4 separate regions of the Mus musculus genome follow, and regions 2, 3 and 4 are each linked to region 1. Evidence: chromatin loops called from intact Hi-C (ENCODE). Cell type or tissue: left cerebral cortex. All regions are shown on one strand.

Evidence for each region. Peaks named below come from ENCODE experiments on the same cell type or tissue, not always from the same donor. Only the 100,000 strongest peaks of a DNase experiment are listed, where the experiment ranks them.
Region 2: it touches region 1 in a loop (11-fold over the local background); 7 of 42 quality-filtered maps call a loop at or near these places.
Region 3: it touches region 1 in a loop (5-fold over the local background); 3 of 42 quality-filtered maps call a loop at or near these places.
Region 4: it touches region 1 in a loop (7-fold over the local background); 33 of 42 quality-filtered maps call a loop at or near these places.

The regions. Positions count from the first base shown.
Region 1 is chr11:19,833,354-19,837,353 of GRCm38, reverse strand. No RefSeq gene overlaps it. Among named protein-coding and RNA genes, the nearest start is that of Spred2, 89 kb to the left of the region's middle. In left cerebral cortex, a CTCF peak has its summit at 1,903 (motif pointing right); DNase peaks (open chromatin) are centred at 955, 1,810 and 2,536; H3K27ac peaks cover 2,141 bases.
Region 2 is chr11:19,897,519-19,901,518 of GRCm38, reverse strand. No RefSeq gene overlaps it. Among named protein-coding and RNA genes, the nearest start is that of Spred2, 25 kb to the left of the region's middle. In left cerebral cortex, no CTCF peak of the experiment used is centred here; DNase peaks (open chromatin) are centred at 563 and 1,684; H3K27ac peaks cover 809 bases.
Region 3 is chr11:19,980,760-19,984,759 of GRCm38, reverse strand. All of the region lies in intron 1 of Spred2 (sprouty-related EVH1 domain containing 2), which reads right to left. Among named protein-coding and RNA genes, the nearest start is that of Gm39603, 54 kb to the left of the region's middle. In left cerebral cortex, no CTCF peak of the experiment used is centred here; DNase peaks (open chromatin) are centred at 1,234, 1,789, 2,135 and 2,391; H3K4me3 peaks cover 377 bases; H3K27ac peaks cover 1,010 bases.
Region 4 is chr11:20,036,995-20,040,994 of GRCm38, reverse strand. It overlaps Gm32080 (a long non-coding RNA gene), which reads right to left and starts at 1,319. Exons shown (of 2, transcript XR_381074.4): 1 at 1,115-1,319; 2 at 518-931. In left cerebral cortex, a CTCF peak has its summit at 1,934; DNase peaks (open chromatin) are centred at 1,116, 2,048 and 3,028; H3K4me3 peaks cover 284 bases; H3K27ac peaks cover 2,555 bases.

The DNA.
Region 1 (4,000 bases):
CTTTGAGAAGAACGCTGTGTCATCGCTCTTTTCTGCTGCTCGGAGACAGAAGCGACAGGCAGGCAAAAGTCCTCATGTACCTGTGTGCATATATGTGGGAGTGTGCACATATCCTCATGCTATGTGGAATGTACGTGCTTGTGACTCCATGTGCATGTGTCTGTATGCAAGTGTGAGTGTGAATGTGAGTGCATGTCTGTGACCTGTGTACCAGTTTGCCCATGCCTTGTGTGCATGTTTGTGCATGCTCATGTGTGTGTATGTGAGCATGTGTGTGAACACGTGTGTGTACATGTGTGTGCTTGTCTGTATGTGCTAAAGCTGAGGCCATCAGAGGGCAGAAAGGTGAGCAGTGGTTAGTTTGGTAGAAAGTGTCATCTTTAAGCTTCAAGAACTAGGGAAAGGACTTGGCCATTGTTTGTTCATGCAGGGCAACAGGAGAGGTTTCTAGAGGCCCATGGGTGGTTGCAATCTTTAAAAGCTTTATTTATTTATATAGGTGTGTGTGTATGTCAAAGACAGTTGTGAATTTGGGTCCTCTGGAAGAGCAGCAAGCGCTTTTTTTTTTTTTTAAGATTTATTTATTTGTTATATCTAAGTACACTGTAGCTGTCTTCAGACACACCGGACAAGGCTGTCAGACCTCATCACAGATGGTTGTGAGCTGCCATGTAGTTGCTGGGACTTGTACTCGGGACCTTTGGAAAAGAAGTCAGTGCTCTTAACCGCTGAGCCACCTCTTCAGTACCAAGAGAAAATGCTTTTTTTTTTTTTTCTCTTCCTGGGCAAAGAATCTTTGGCTTTCACTATCTTCTCAGAAGAGTCTGTGACGTAAGAATGAACCACTGGTGTAGCAGAATCTTGCAACAGGGACGTTTGGCCATGTGTTGCCCCTCTTTGGCTTACAAGAGTGTGCAGAAAAGGCGGTGTGTGGAGGGCACTGTCTTGCCTGGGCTTGCTGCCTTTGACATTGCAGGTCTATGCTGCTGCTAAGAGGAGGTGGCTGGGGAAGAGATTCAAGGAGATGGGGTGGGGGTGGGGGTGGGGATGGCAGGTGACTGAAAGAGTGTGCACATCTGACAATCTGCCTATATCCCAGGTGCCAGATGTTTGCACCAGCTGCCCAGGGTACAGCCTGTAATCCAGGAACTTTGTAGCAGAGTGGGTGGTCCTTGTGGACATTAAGTGGGAACACTGGCAAGCAAAGGCAGTCCTCCAGTTTCCCAGGTGTCTCTGCTCTCACCTGCAAAGGATAAAAGTGACCCAGTCTGAAGGGCCCTGTGGCTGGCCAGATAACAGGCTTGCAACCAGAGGCACCGTTATTGGCAGCTTTTTCTCCCATCTGGAGCTGTAGGTGGTCTCTGTGGCCCCTACCAGAAGTATCCAAATAGATCCAGACCCAGAGTACGGGCTGGAAATGTGTGTGCAGGCTACCTGGCTGTTTCTTTGAGCATCCTGGGTTTAGTGTAATGGATGTTGTCTGAGGCTGAACTTGCCTGAACAAGGTTCCTCGTGGGACTTTCTTCTTTCAGAGTCAAGTCCATGTTTCCTTTGACAGAATCACAGTGCTCTTTCTGCCTAAGGACAGTTCATCCTATACCACACGATTCATCCTTGCAAGCGGATGGCAGCTCCTCCTATCCCTGCTAAAGGAGGAGTCATATCGTGGGCTCAGCCCCTGAGCAGCTTCATGCATATTACATTTAGGCTTCTGCACTGTGTGCACGATCCATACTGGAGGGATATTTATTTCCAGACCCGCCACATGCTCCCTGAGGCAGCCCCCACACAGATTTTAATTGCTAAACCGACTTATTCTGACTCAGTGTCTGTTTAGTAAAATGTCTGGAGATACAAAAGGGGGGGAGATAGGGGAGCTGGGCCAGATGCTGTCTGTGACTAACAGGACATCCACCAGAGGGGGCTGAGCAGCTCACTGGCATGTCATAGGTGGGTGGGCTTCTCAGAGCTCTTAGCTGTGCTCCATTGTGCTAAAACTGTAGTTGTGAATAAGCAATTGCATTAGAGCCTCTCGGCTGAGCTGACTCACTGCTGGTGACTGTTTCTGAGGAATGCCTCCAGGTCACAGGCTGCTCCAGCTTGTGGAGGCCAGGAAGCCAGCAGAGATCTCCTGAGTGTGCTCTTGACCTGGGCTCTGGCCCCTTGTTCCTCACCCCCTTTGTGGTGCCAGCCAGGGGTCTCTGAGAAAAGCGGGAGGTGGGGACTACACACCGGTTTCAGGGTGAGACTTGGGTTTGGTAGTGCTTAAAATCTTCAAAATCTTCCCCCTTTCCTTATTTATCTTTCTTTTCCTTCCTTCTTTTTTGAGGGGAACAGAGGGACACACACATGCACGCACACACACACACAAACACACACACACACACACACACACACACACACACACACACACACACACGGGGGTGTGGAGGTTGGTTCACCATGTAGCCTAGGTTATATAATCCTCCTGCCTTAGCTTTCTGGGATTACAGCTATGCAACTTCCTGGCCCAAGCCTTCAACATTCTCATTTATGGTTTTTGAGTCATCCTCCAAGGGCGGCCTGGGCACCCGTGCAGGCCTCTGTGCCTCCGGCATGAGGGAACCACCAGCTCGCTGAGCTGAGGCCCAAGTGCTCAGCTGCTTGTTGTAGCACGGATCACGTAAAATGTCACTGTCCTCCTCCCTGACGGTGCTGTCTTGAGTCTTTGTGACACAGCATTCCTGCTAAAGGATTGCTTCTAAGAGCTCCAGTAACAATTGAGGGAGTGTGGAGGTAAATAGATGGGATCTTTTGTCATTAATAATTGAATTTGAATTCACTCATATTTTGAAAGAACAGGGAAGCAGGCCCACAGGTTTTAGTAGTGAAACCTTTTGAGAAAGAGATCAGGGGAATCACAGAGTGCAGGGTCTGAGGCCATGGGAGGAGGCCGGGGCTACCGAGGCTACTGGACACTGTTAACACCACAATCCAGCTACTGCCAGCTGGGGCGACATTGCCACCATTTCTCCTCCATACAGACTTGTTAATGGATGCAGACACATTTGCCATAGCTCACGGGGCTTCACTGTTATTTAATGGGTCGAATCTGGGATGCTAGTTACAGATCCCATAATGCAGCCATCAGAGAAGAACCATCAAGCCCTAACACTGACAGGGCCACTTTGGTCATCCGGGCTACAAAGCATAGCAGTCATGCACCCACCCGTGTCCTCTCCCTTCTGTGGCCTGCCTTTGACATCACCTGAGTGACTTCCCCCAGCCCTGTTGAGAGCATTGTGTGTGCCAGGCACAGTGTCTTGATGTCCAGGTACAGCTGAGGCCAGTCAGGGAATGTGTCTGAAGACAGCCATTCTGTCTAGGGAACTTGGTCTCTATGCACTGGGTGGGAGTCTCCCAAGGCAGTATTTGATGGTAACCTTTGTCCTCAACAAATGCCAGCATCCACTGGGGACACTTTCCTCTGGGGTCCCATGCCATGTCCTGTGCTGGCAAGATCTGTGGTCTGAATGCTGTTCCAAAGGTGTGCTGGTTTCTCTCCCGTGAACCTCCCACTTGAGGAGAGTCTGGTCCTGATTCAGGAAGGATGCCAAACTCAGACTGAGAGAGCCCAGGGCTGTGTCCCTTCTCTTCAAAGACTGTTTATGACTGACTTGAAGATTTCTGCAGAGCAATCCCCTACCTCCAGTCCCAGGAGTCCCTCCCTGCTCAGAGGTTCTGTGGGGGAGCTGAGGGCTCTTTGACCAAGGTACTTTGGAGAAGAGAGACTCCCAGGTCTCACAGAGCAATCCTTCTAACTGCGATGGCTGTTCTTGGAAGTCATCTTGATTTCATCTGGAATTAACCAAAGCCCAAGTGGTTGAGTACACTTGAGAGGGATTTGGTTTGTTGTTGTTTTTCAAGACAGGGTTTCTCTGTGTAGCCCTGGCTATTCTGGAATTCACTCTGTAGACCAGGCTGGCTTGAACTCATAGATCTACCCACCTAGGCCTCCTGA
Region 2 (4,000 bases), 64 kb before region 1:
AAGGCTGTCCTCAAACTCACTATGTAGCCCCAGACTGGCCTTGAACACAGTCCTCCTGTCTTGCTTTCTCAAGTGGCATGTGCCACTTTCCCACCCCCACCCCACTTCATTTCTTTTTTCTATCTTCAACTTTTTCCTTTATCACACACCGTTCACTGCTGGCCATCAAATTTGTTTCATCCTAAAAAGCAATTCCGTACTTGCCTATGTATTTCCCTCTAAATTCCGCATACGGGGCTGTCCGTGGGAAACTAAAAGAGGAGAAAGGACTCCTATAGAATAGTGGTTTCTGAGCAATAAAGCTAACTGAGAAAGGGGATGTGGAGGTTTTGGCAATGACTCTGGGTAAAGAGCTTGCTCTGCACGCATGAAGACCTGAGTTCAAATCTCTAATGCCCACAATAAAAGCTGGGCCAGGCAGCATGTGTTGCCATCCTAGCACTATTGGATCAGAGGCAGGCAGATCCCTGACGCTTACTGGCCAGCCAGCCCACCCAAATCAGTGAGCCCCAGATTCAGCAAGAGACTCTGCCTCAAAAACTAAGGCAGATGGGCTGGAGAGAGAGCTCAGTGGGAAAGAGCGCCTGCTGTGCAGAGTTTGGATCCTAACACCCGTGGGAAAAGCAGGGCATGGCTATAAGTGACTGTCATCCAGTTCCATGGGGGAGAGAGACAGGAGGAGCATTGCGGCAGGCCAGCAACCTATCCAGGTTCAGTGACAAACTTGTCTCTAGAAGGTAAGCCTGAAAGGGAGGGTACCCACCATCCTTCTCTGGCTCCTAATACCTCTCCTCTCCTTCCCTCCCTCCCTTATTTGCTCTTTCTCTCCTTCTCCACTGCCCCAACCCCCTGCAAGACACAGACTCACACAACAAACTTCCTATTTTTCTCTCCCCACATAGCTACACACACACACACACACACACACACACACACACACACACTGAAGGATATCAGATAGCAATGTGACGTGAATCAGGTAAACACGTAGGCGAGGATGGAATAATGAATGAAGAAAGGAGATTTAGTAAGTGAGTTGAGGACGTTTATTGGTCCATGTATAAAGTGAATAAAATGAATAGCGGCTGCCCATGTTATTGAGTAACGACATAAACTGCAGTTAAAAACACAAGAGAGGTTAGGTTTGGTTGGGAGCAGTTCTAGACCAGCCTGGGCTGTTGAGTGAAACCACATCTCAAACAAAGCAAACAAACAAACTCCACAAACCTCAGAACAAGTTTCCCTTTACCCCCTTGTCACCCCACTTGGTCCTCCTCAGCCACTGGGCAGATTGTCTATGGATTGGTGATGAGAGTTGATGGCAGATTAAGACAGACAGACAGACAGACAGACACACACACACACACACACACACACACACACACACACACACACACACAGGTAAAGCTGCCTGGAATATCCCTCTATACAGGGTGGGCCCGGGGATGGGAGAGCTTTGGAGCATGGCTTGCTGCCAGTCTTGAGGACTCTCGGCTTAAGAAGGTCCTAGACTCCCCTTCCTTTTCCTCTGGTGCAACACTGCTCGTGAAAATGCACTTCTCACATCTACTTTCCCTGAGTTTCTCTACACTGAAGTCTTCTCATTCAGTGTAGAGTTGTGCTCCTGACACTCGAAGCAAAGCAGATGGTTTTCCCTCCCCATAAGCAGGCAGCCATCTGGTGAGGGGGCATTTGGCTCAGGCTTGGGGAAGGAAGCAAGCCACCCAAGAATTCTACCTTATGCTCAAAATGCCATCATCCGTGATCATAACTAATGTTTATTGAGCACTTACTATGTGCCAGGCCCTGTTCTAAGTGCATCACATGTATCACAGTAATTCACTCACCATGAGACATAAGACTATTAATAGCAAAACCGTTAGGGACGGGAGAAACTAGGCACTGAAAGGTTAATTACTGGCTTAGGATATAGTTCAGTGGTAGAGCATGTGCCTATCTCACAGGAGACTTTGAGTTCAAGTCATAGCACAAGGAGAGAGACATGCACAGACAGAAACAGAAACAGAGAGAAACACACGAGAGAGAGAGAGAGAGAGAGAGAGAGAGAGAGAGAACCTGAATGATTGCATGATTGCTTTGTTGAGTTTAAGCAGAGGCAGGATGACTGCTGGTATTTCAGAGCCATCCTGGTCTACATAGTCTCAAGCAGCCAGTACTACATAGTAAGACCCTGCTTCAGAACATCAAACCAAAGGAAACAAACAAAGAGGTTAAATTACTTTCTCTCTGTGTTAAGTAGGGGTGAAAGCAGGGTCTGAACTCAGGCACCCTTGCTCTGAGGCTCAGAACGAGACTCACAACATGTAAGTTCCTGGTATTTAGACACAGCCCCGAGGATCTCTCTGTGTCTCTACCTCTCTCTCTGCTCTCTTTTTCACTCTGTGTTTGCTCACACATAGCCACCTATGCTATCTACATTGAGCAGCTGATAGGAAAATCTATTTGAGTCATTCACAGTTGTCTTAGTTAGGGTTTTACTGCTGAGAACAGACACCATGATCAAGGCAACTATTATAAGGACAACATTTAATTGGGGCTGGCTTACAGGTTCAGAGGTTCAGTCCATTATCATCAAGGCGAGAGCATGGCAGCATGCAGGCAGGTATGGTGCAGGAGGAGCTGAGAGTTCTATATCTTTATCTGAAGTCTGCTAGCAGAATACTGGTTTTCAGGCAGCTAGGATGAGGGTCTCAAAGCCCATACCCACAGTGACATACCTACTTCAACAGGGCCACACCTTCTAATAGTGCCACTCCCTGGGCAGAGCATATACAAACCATCACAACAGTGCTATGTAAATGAGACCCTTGGGTGACTTCCTGCACACCTGACAGCAGGTCATCCAGACTTGGGAAGTCTGACATTGAGGAAGAAGCATTTCCTGCATGGACTTATCATTCACTGGGCATGAATTAGAGCCTGACTTGTGCTATCTTATATTACTTTATTTGCTTTTCATAGACATAAACTCTCTCATAAATAAAAATGCCCATTTTGGGCTGGAGAGATGGCTCAGTGGGTAAGAGCACTGACTGCTCTTCTGAAGGTCCTGAGTTCAAATCCCAGCAACCACATGGTGGCTCACAATCATCCATAGTGAGATATGACACTCTCTTCTGGTGTGTCTAAAGACAACTACAGTGTACTTACATATAATAATAAATAAAAAATCTTTTAAAAAATGCCCATTTTACAGATGAATATGAAAGGAATACCTAAGGCAGCCATGATGGTATTGGTACTCCAGTACTTGGGAGTAGGAGGCAGTGTCACCCAGTGGTTAGGATCAGAGCCTGAACCCTTAAAGTCCTAGCACGATAGGTTTGACCACTGGGCCTCAACAGGCTGAGATAAATAATAAGAAGAAGCAGAGAAAGGGTGCCATCACATTGGAAATAGGAACAGGAGGGCAGGTCCTATTCCCTGCCAAAGTCTATCTTTGGGATCCAGACATGTGATTTCAGTTTAAATAGAGTGCAAGAGGTCTGCAGACCTAAGCGGCTCTGATAAGGTATAGCTATGCCCACAATTGACCCTTCACTGTCTCAGGTGCAATATCCCCTGCAAGACGGTCTGACAAGTTATCAGAGCTGTGTAGACCCCCCTCCCCCAACCACGTTTACTAGGATTCATCTTTTTCTTCTCCCAGATTGAGATCCTGCAGGGCAGGTTACAGCAGGATGACCGGGAAGGCCAACCTGGTCTACAGAGCACATGGAAGCCAGCCTGAGTTACAAGGGACACTGTCTCAGGAATATCAACAAAACAAACCCACAGATGACTATGCACAACCAAAATAGAGGCGTGTAAAGAGGTATGAAGTTGGGCTAGGGGCATAGCTGAGTCGGGAGAATGCTTGCCTGATGTACACAAAGCCTTGGGTTGAATTCCCAGCAATTTGTAAACTAAGAATGGTGAAACAGGCCCACAGCCTGACACTTAGGAACTGGGCATAAGAACGGGGCATTCAAGACCATTC
Region 3 (4,000 bases), 150 kb before region 1:
GTCTTAAAAAAGAAGGAGGAGGAGGAGGAGAAGTCATTGCACCATCCATTCTATTTATATTATTATCTAAAAGCCATGGAAACAGAGTAGTATGGTGGCTGTCCTGGGCCGGGGAAGAGAGTCAACCACCGTGCCTGGAGTTTCGGTTTTGCAAGGTGAAATGTTCTAGAGATCTAGAATGCACAGAATCAGTGTCACTTTAGCATACACTAAGCAGTTGCTAAAAAATATTGGGGTGAAAAAAACCACTGATTTGTGTGCATGGGGGAGGGGTGTTATGTCACAGTGCAGATGTGGAGGTCAAAGGGCAACCCCCACGAATCCATCCTCAGGCTTAATGACAAGCGTCTTGATTTGCTGAGCCCTCTCACTGGCCCTGTATCCTGGTTTCTGCCACATGAGAAGGGGGTACCTTGAGAAGTAAGGGAGCCACTTGAACTGGGTTCAGGAAGTCTGGGTTGCATGCAGGAACACTCCCAAAGCCTGAAGGAGTGAGCATCACCACTGACAAAAGGTAACAGTCGGCGCATGCGCAGGACCCTCTCCAGGCGCTGCTTCCAATGCTTAAGGCCCGTTACTCTGCTCTTCTGCGTGCAAGGCAGGTCACACACAGCTCAAACCTCTTAAGTACTGGCTTTACTGACAGAAAATGGCGTTTCTTATAATATCATCTCAAAACATCAGACGAGTTAAATAGAACAGTGTACCCCCAAACTCTGAGACAACATTCTAAAAAGAAAAAAAAGGAAGGCTAACTTATCTTTATGGGTAAATCGCATGCATATCACATGTGTGTCCACAAATTCCCTGGCACTGGAGTTACTGAAGGTTGTGAGTCTCCATGTGGGTGCTGGGAACCAAACCTGGGTCATCAGCAAAAGCAGGTGGTGCTCTTAAATACTGAGCCTCTGAACACTGAACAGTCTATATACAATGCAACACACACACACACACACACACACACACACACACACACACACCGGGATATTTTTATGATTAGACCCTTTTTATTTCTTCTGATCTCAGTTTTGAAGATTACTAAAAACAATTACAAGAGTTTTCTAACACTTCCATTTCTTCTCCATGGGAGTTAGCCATGTTTTTAATATTACTCAAGGCAGGAAAAAAAGGGACTGGCTTGATTTCCCCCCCCCTTTGGAACAAGTTCCTGCCAGATTCTGCACACTGCAGCTCTCCGGCGATGTGATGAGAACACATGCCCACCCACAGACACTAACTTTGCTCCTCACCCTCCCTGAGCAGCCTGTGACACATGCTGCTGTGCTCAGCGGATGGAATTCAAGAGCCCCAGTCAAGCAGCAGGGCCCAGGGGGCCAGAGCAATGGCAGGCAGGCAACCGAGGAAGCAAGTGTTTATAAATGAGGAGAGGAAGAGGGGAAGAAAGGGAGGGAGAGAAAAGGGGAGGAGGGAGAGGAGGACAAGAGCAGGGGGGTGGTAGGAAGCACAGAGAGGGGCAGAGAGAGTGTTTCCATTCTTTACAATTGCATGATTTACCTCTTGATTGGAATCTAAATACAGCATCTCACTGAGATTTCTCCCATAATGACCTCAGAAGACAGCAAGAACAGCCGAATCCCAGCACCACTCCCAGAAGGCATAGCGAGGAAGGGTCCACTTACAATCCAAGTCAAAAGCTTTCAAAAGAGAACTGAGGTGCCAGCCTCCTTCTGAAGTATTGGCTTTCTCTATGGTTCTCATGAGCCACAAGGAAATGGTACTTACAACTCAACTCATGTGCATGGCTCCCCTGGCTGCCCCACTTTCAACGCCAAGGCACTCTAGGTGTTAACGCACTGAACTGCCAGCAAGCTAATGCCCAGCAAAAGGAACAGTCCACAGTAGCTAGATAAGAGAGGGCACGTATCCGTTTATACTTCAGAGGGAGGCTTGTGGCTTAAGAAATTTACTCTATGCTTGTCTCTGGCTTCTCTGAGCTAAACAGAAAACCTACAATTTCCAAATAATGACAAAAATTCGTGTGTGCTCCAGACATTGGACAAGTGTGACACAGGCAATGCACGGGTAAAGCCTCTGGTGGGAGCCAGCCATGTTCTCAGCACACACTCTCATACATGTGAACAGCAGGAGCAGGCTGCAGACTCCAGAAACAGGACTCTCAAAAGCACGTGAGTATTTTTAAATGTTGGCAGCTGGTCTATAGTGATTTTAAATTAGCTTGTTTTTATGAAATAGTTACTGAATTCATATAGCTGTAATAGATCCTAAAAAGAGGAGTCTTCCAAACAGCTAAAAACTGGGAAGCTGTCTGTTCCACTAAGATACCATGGACACTATGGTCTCTTAGGATGAATGAACTCCATGACTGACACCTCCCAAGACACAGAGCGGAAAAGCACGTCTTTTGTCTACGGTTACGTCACTTGGCTGGGTTCAGAAAGCGTGGTTATCAAAACCACCATCAGCTGGATTTTGGAGTAGAGCATTCTTTCAGCAACCAAAGTTAAAAGAGGGCTGGGCCTGGGTCCAAGTGCATACACATGTGAGTGCCTAGCCCATGCCTCGCACATCAAAGGCCTCAAGTTCAATCAATATCCACTGACTACTTCTAAGCTGAAGAATAAGACCTTTAGTAGCAGTGGTAGAAGAGAAAGAACTCTAAAGACTATCTATGGTCACCCTGGGCTGACGGTTCACGGTGTTCATCATCAACGGTCACCCTGGGAGCAGCAGCCACAGCTCATGTACAAAGCTCCGAGATCTGGAAGAACTGGTCCTCACCTGGGCTAGTCCTAAGGAGACAAAGATCGGGAAAACAGGATATTTTCATAGAAAATACCAACCAATCAAGAGATTTAGCCTTGGTGGCCTGGAACTTGCTAGGTAGACCAGGCTGACCATGAATTCACAGAGATCTGCCTAACTCTGTCTTTTCTGGTTTTGTTTTGTTTGTTTGTTTGTTTGTTTGTTTTGGTTTTTCGAGACAGGGTTTCTCTGTATAGCCCTGGCTGTCCTGGAACTCACTTTGTAGACCAGGCTGGCCTCGAACTCAGAAATCCGCCTGCCTCTGCCTCCTGAGTGCCGGGATTAAAGGCGTGTACCACCACGCCCGGCTCTTTTTTTTTTTTTTTTAAGATTTATTTATTATGATTACACTGTAGCTGTCTTCAGACACACCAGAAGAGTGCATTGGATCCCACTGCAGATGGTTGTCAGCCACTATGTGGTTGCTGGGAATTGAACTCAGAGCCTCTGGAAGAGCAGCCAGTGCTCTTAACCACTGGGCCATCTCTCCAGCCCTGTTTTTATGTTTTCTAAGAGACAAGATCTTATACTGTAGTCCAGGCTGGCCTAGAATTTACAATAATCCTACTTCGGCTTCCTGAGTGCTGAAATTACAGGCATGAGCCATTATGCTTGATGAAGTTTTGACAAAGTGAACCACAAACTGAGTGTTTTTAACCAAAACTCTGGGGGAGCTCATATACATACATATATCCAAAACTATGTATTCTAGTCAAGTCAACATGCTCAAAGCTTTCCTGACCTTGAAACACAATCTTAATGAGAAGGAAAAAGGCTCTCATTTTGGATCTGAAATATTTTTAATATCAGCAAGTGCTGTTATTGAATGTGTACTATATATACATATATGCACATATGCACACAAAAATAAACGCTACAGATGTGGGCAGGGAATTCTTAGCCAGACCCCAACATACTCCAAACACTATTCTTCCTCATTATCATCCTTGACCAAAATTAGCAAGTTACGGCATAACAGGTGGCTTTCATTTATAGAATGTAAAATTAATGAAATTTAAAGGTGGTTTGTCTTGAAAAACAAGCTGGCCATTCTTTTTTTTTTTTTTTTTTAAAGAAAGAAAAGAAAAAAAAAGCACACTATAATCTACAAACAGAACATACTGAGCAAACTCCTTCCAAGTTTTCTAAATGTGCTGAAACCAATAAATGAAATAAATCTGTTTACCAGGAGTTTAAAATTCATACACCTGAAGAA
Region 4 (4,000 bases), 200 kb before region 1:
CTCTCTCTCTTTCTTTCCGAGACAGGGTTTCTTTGTGTAGCGCTGGCTGTCCTGGAACTCACTCTGTAGACCAGGCTGGCCTCGAACTCAGAAATCTGCCTGTCTCTGCCTCCCAAGTGCTGGGATTAAAGGCATGTGCCACCACTACCTGGCCTCTCCCTCCCTTCTTCCCTGTCTTCCTCCCTTCTCTCCCTCTTTTCCTCCCTCTCTCCCTCCCTCCCTCCTTTCTTTCTTCCTTCCTCCTGGGTCACAAGGACAAAAGCAGTTTGTAAGCTCAGTTCTCCGGAGGCCAAGGCTAGAGAACTACTGAGGGCTGGAGAGATGGCTCATCAGTTAAGAGAACTGGCTGCTCTTCTAGAGGTCCTGAGTTCAAATCCCAGCAACCACAGGTGGCTCACAACCATCTGTAATGGGATATGAAGAAAGATTCATAAAGAAAGATTCTATGATGGGATATGAAGAAAGAATGGGATTCTAAAGAGAACAATAGTGTACTCATATAAATAAAATAAATATATAAATCTTGAAAATCTTAAGACAAACAAACAACAAAGCAGCGTGGAAAATGCTGCTCAAGAGCACTGCCGTGCATGCGCATGCGCACACAGATATGTTCTAAAAGGGGGAGGCGGGCATGTTTCACGTACGACTCACGCCTCTGTGCTGCTGGAGAAGACACCACAGGACCTCGGGTTCCCATGCCCCTCACCAAGGCAGCATCCTTCCATGAGTGGAGAGGCTCGTGGGCTCTGGGCGGCAGAAGGCAACGGTCCCAAGGTCCCCTCCAGCCCCAGCATTCTGTTTCTGTTTCTGAGAAGTGTGGCCATCACACCCAGGAGACAAAGAGGCCTGAAATTTGGATTTCCCAAATAAGTCCACTGACTCAAGTCTCTCTGGTGTTCTGTTATATGCCAGGTGCTCTTCCGGGACACTGGACAAAGAAGAGAAAGAAAAAATCCGGAGAATAGCTGAAACATGTAACTAAAGATTTCAGGGGAGTGAGTATGGTTGACCCAGTATAAGGCGTGAGGGGGAGGGAGGATGGAATTCAGCCCAGGGCCCCACACATGCGAGGCAAGCTCTTAGCCCTGGTTTGTTTTTCTTTCTTTCTTACTGGGATCTCTGGCTGGCCTCATAATGGAAACTTGCAGCAATCCTTCTGCCTCTGCTTCCTCAGTTCCGGGATTACAGGTGACCTCACAATACTTGGAGGGAGGGGACAGTAGTTGCCAGACATGATAGCACTGGACCTTCATTTCAGGCCTCAGGGGGCAGAGGCAAGCGGATTTCCATGAGTTCCAGGCCAACACACACACACACACACACACATACACACACACACACACACACACACACACACACACACACACACGACAAAAACTGATCAAAAGTAACCTGGAGAAAGTGAGGGAGGAAGCCACACAGACACCGAGGGCAGTGTACTTCAGATGAGGGAACAGTAAATGTGAAGGTTCTGAGGCAGGAACGTGTCTGAAGACCAAGGGAGCCAGTGTGTGTGGCTGTGGGAATAAAAAGAAGGGGGTAGAGAGATGGTTCCGTGGTTCAGAACCCTTGCTGCTCTTACCTATGACCTGGGTTCAATTCCCAGCACCCACGTGGTGGCTCGACCATGTGCAACGCCAGTTCTGTAGGCTCTGCTGCCCTCTCCTTCTGCCCTAGAGCACCAGGCTCACACGTAATGCTCTATGTATACCATATATTAAAAAAAATTTTTTTTTTTTGAAGAAATAAACTTGAAACTAGGTAATAAGAACCAGGCTAGATCCTCTTCCACTCAGCCCTGCAGGAGAACCTAGGCCACCCCCAGGAATGCCACAGTGACCGCTGCACTAAAGCTTTGCCCTCTGGGTGTGTGGCATCCTGCAGAGGGTCCAGAGTCGGTTGGCTGGCAGCTTTGCTGTGTGGAAGGAAGTGCTTAGCGGGGAAGAGCGGGAGTGGCTGAATCCCTGCCAGACTCATAATGCTTTCAGAGTCTGTTCTTCCCATGGGTAGGAGGAGCCTCTTCCTTAGCATCCTCCATGGAAGCTCCCGGAGATAATGAAGCTCACCCCATCCACCCCCACCGCCACCCCCACACGGAGCAGTTTTGGGAAATCACGTGGAGCAGCACAGGTTTTAAGGAGGCTTTGGGGACTGTTAATAGAAGGCTGAGCGGGATACAGGAAGAGGCTGTAAAGAGTGCCTGCCTTCCCTGAGATGTGGCCAGGTGATGAAATATTAATGCTGCTCCTGACTGTTGAGGGAGTGTGCCTAATGATGTCATCAGATATCTGGGCAGGGGGTCAAGTGTGCAGTGAGTTTTGGGCTCAATCAAAAATTGCTCAGTGGGTGCTACGAATGGATTGCCGGAGTGCTCAATTTCTGGAGTGCTGGGATTTTAAGTGTGAACCATCACAAGTGCCTCAGCCCATCACATCTTAGGTGCCTTTAGGACTTTCTGTTGCTGCTAGTAACAGTGTTGTATGGAGCATCTTCAGGGAAATGCCCCTACACAGATCTGGGAGCCACATCGTCTTTTTGTTTTGAGACAGTTTCTTATGTGGTCCAGGCTGGCCTCAAAGTTGCGAATAACCTTGAACTCCTGATTCTCCGGCCTCTAGGGACTACAGCATGCAGCAGCACACCAGGCTGAATGCTGCCTTTTGATAACAAAAACAAGATGGCATTACAAAATCGTTGAGGAGGGCTGGAGAGATGGCTCAGCAGTTAAGAGAAATGGCTGCTCTTCCAGAGGACCTGGGTTCAATACGCAGCAACACACAACTGTCTGCAACTCCATTTCCAAGGGATCTGACAACCGTACACAGGCATGCATGGAGGCAGAACACTAATGTACATAGTTAATTAATTAATTAATTAATCAATCAAGTAGTTGAGCAACATACTATAATACACTCCCACACTTGGCAGTAAAGGAGGTAGTGCTACCCAGCGCCCTAGGGACAGGTCTGAGTAGAAGCAAGGACATAGGTAGCAGGGTCCCTCACCCAGCTGTGCCATTACATCATGACATCATCCAGGAACTAGAAAGGACACAGTCATGCCTGCTGACTCAGCACGGTCACTAAAGGAGGCACTGATGAAACCCAGTGCAACTAAGTAGCCTGGCAGAGCTGGATCTTCCCCATTGTGCTCTGTTCCTCCCTGGACAGGTGGGCGTGCACACATGCTCAGCAGTAGCTTGCATGTTCTCTAGCAGGTCCCATGGCTCCAGGAGGTCTTGAGCTGCTCCCGGGCTCAGAGAGAGGGTATAAGCCAACAAGTAGACAAGTGCCTCCCTACCCCATTCTGCACCCCAACAAGGTTTCTCTGTGCAGCCCTGCCTGTCCTGGAACTCACTTTGTAGCCCAGGCTGGCCTTAAACTCAGAGATCTGCCTGTCTCTGCCTCCCAAGTACTGGGATTAAAGGTGTGTGTCACCAAGCCTGGCTTGTAGCAGTTGTAACTACACTCCTTTAGGGAGTCATAGTCCTCGCATATCAGCAGCTGTCTGTCACCCTGCAATACCAAGTGAGCCAGTCTGCTTTCATCTTGAGTGACTTGGAAGAGCCTGGATAAATCATACCCTGATACCACAATGTCTTGCTACTGGCCACAGTTGGTCAAATGACCATACCAACTGTAAGAGGCCGGGGGATGAACATCGAGCCTGTTTGCTATGTGCTGAGGCTGGTGGACCCAGGGGAGGGGTGCATCAAGCATGGAGTGAATGCAGGATTGTTGGAAACTGTTAATAGCTTTGGGGACCAAAATAACATTTAGGGGTTGCTGGGCAGATTTATCTGTAAAATATGTTTCTTTCCTTTTCTTTTTCTCTTCTCTTCTTTTCTTCTCTTTTCTTTCCTAACTATCTTATAAAATAAGTCACAAAAACCTCCAAGACACAAGCTGCGCTTAAGTACCATAAATTATCAGCAGGCACATATTCCAACAACAGCTCCCCAAAGCAGGAAGCACAGGCCACAGCAGACCTGGGAATT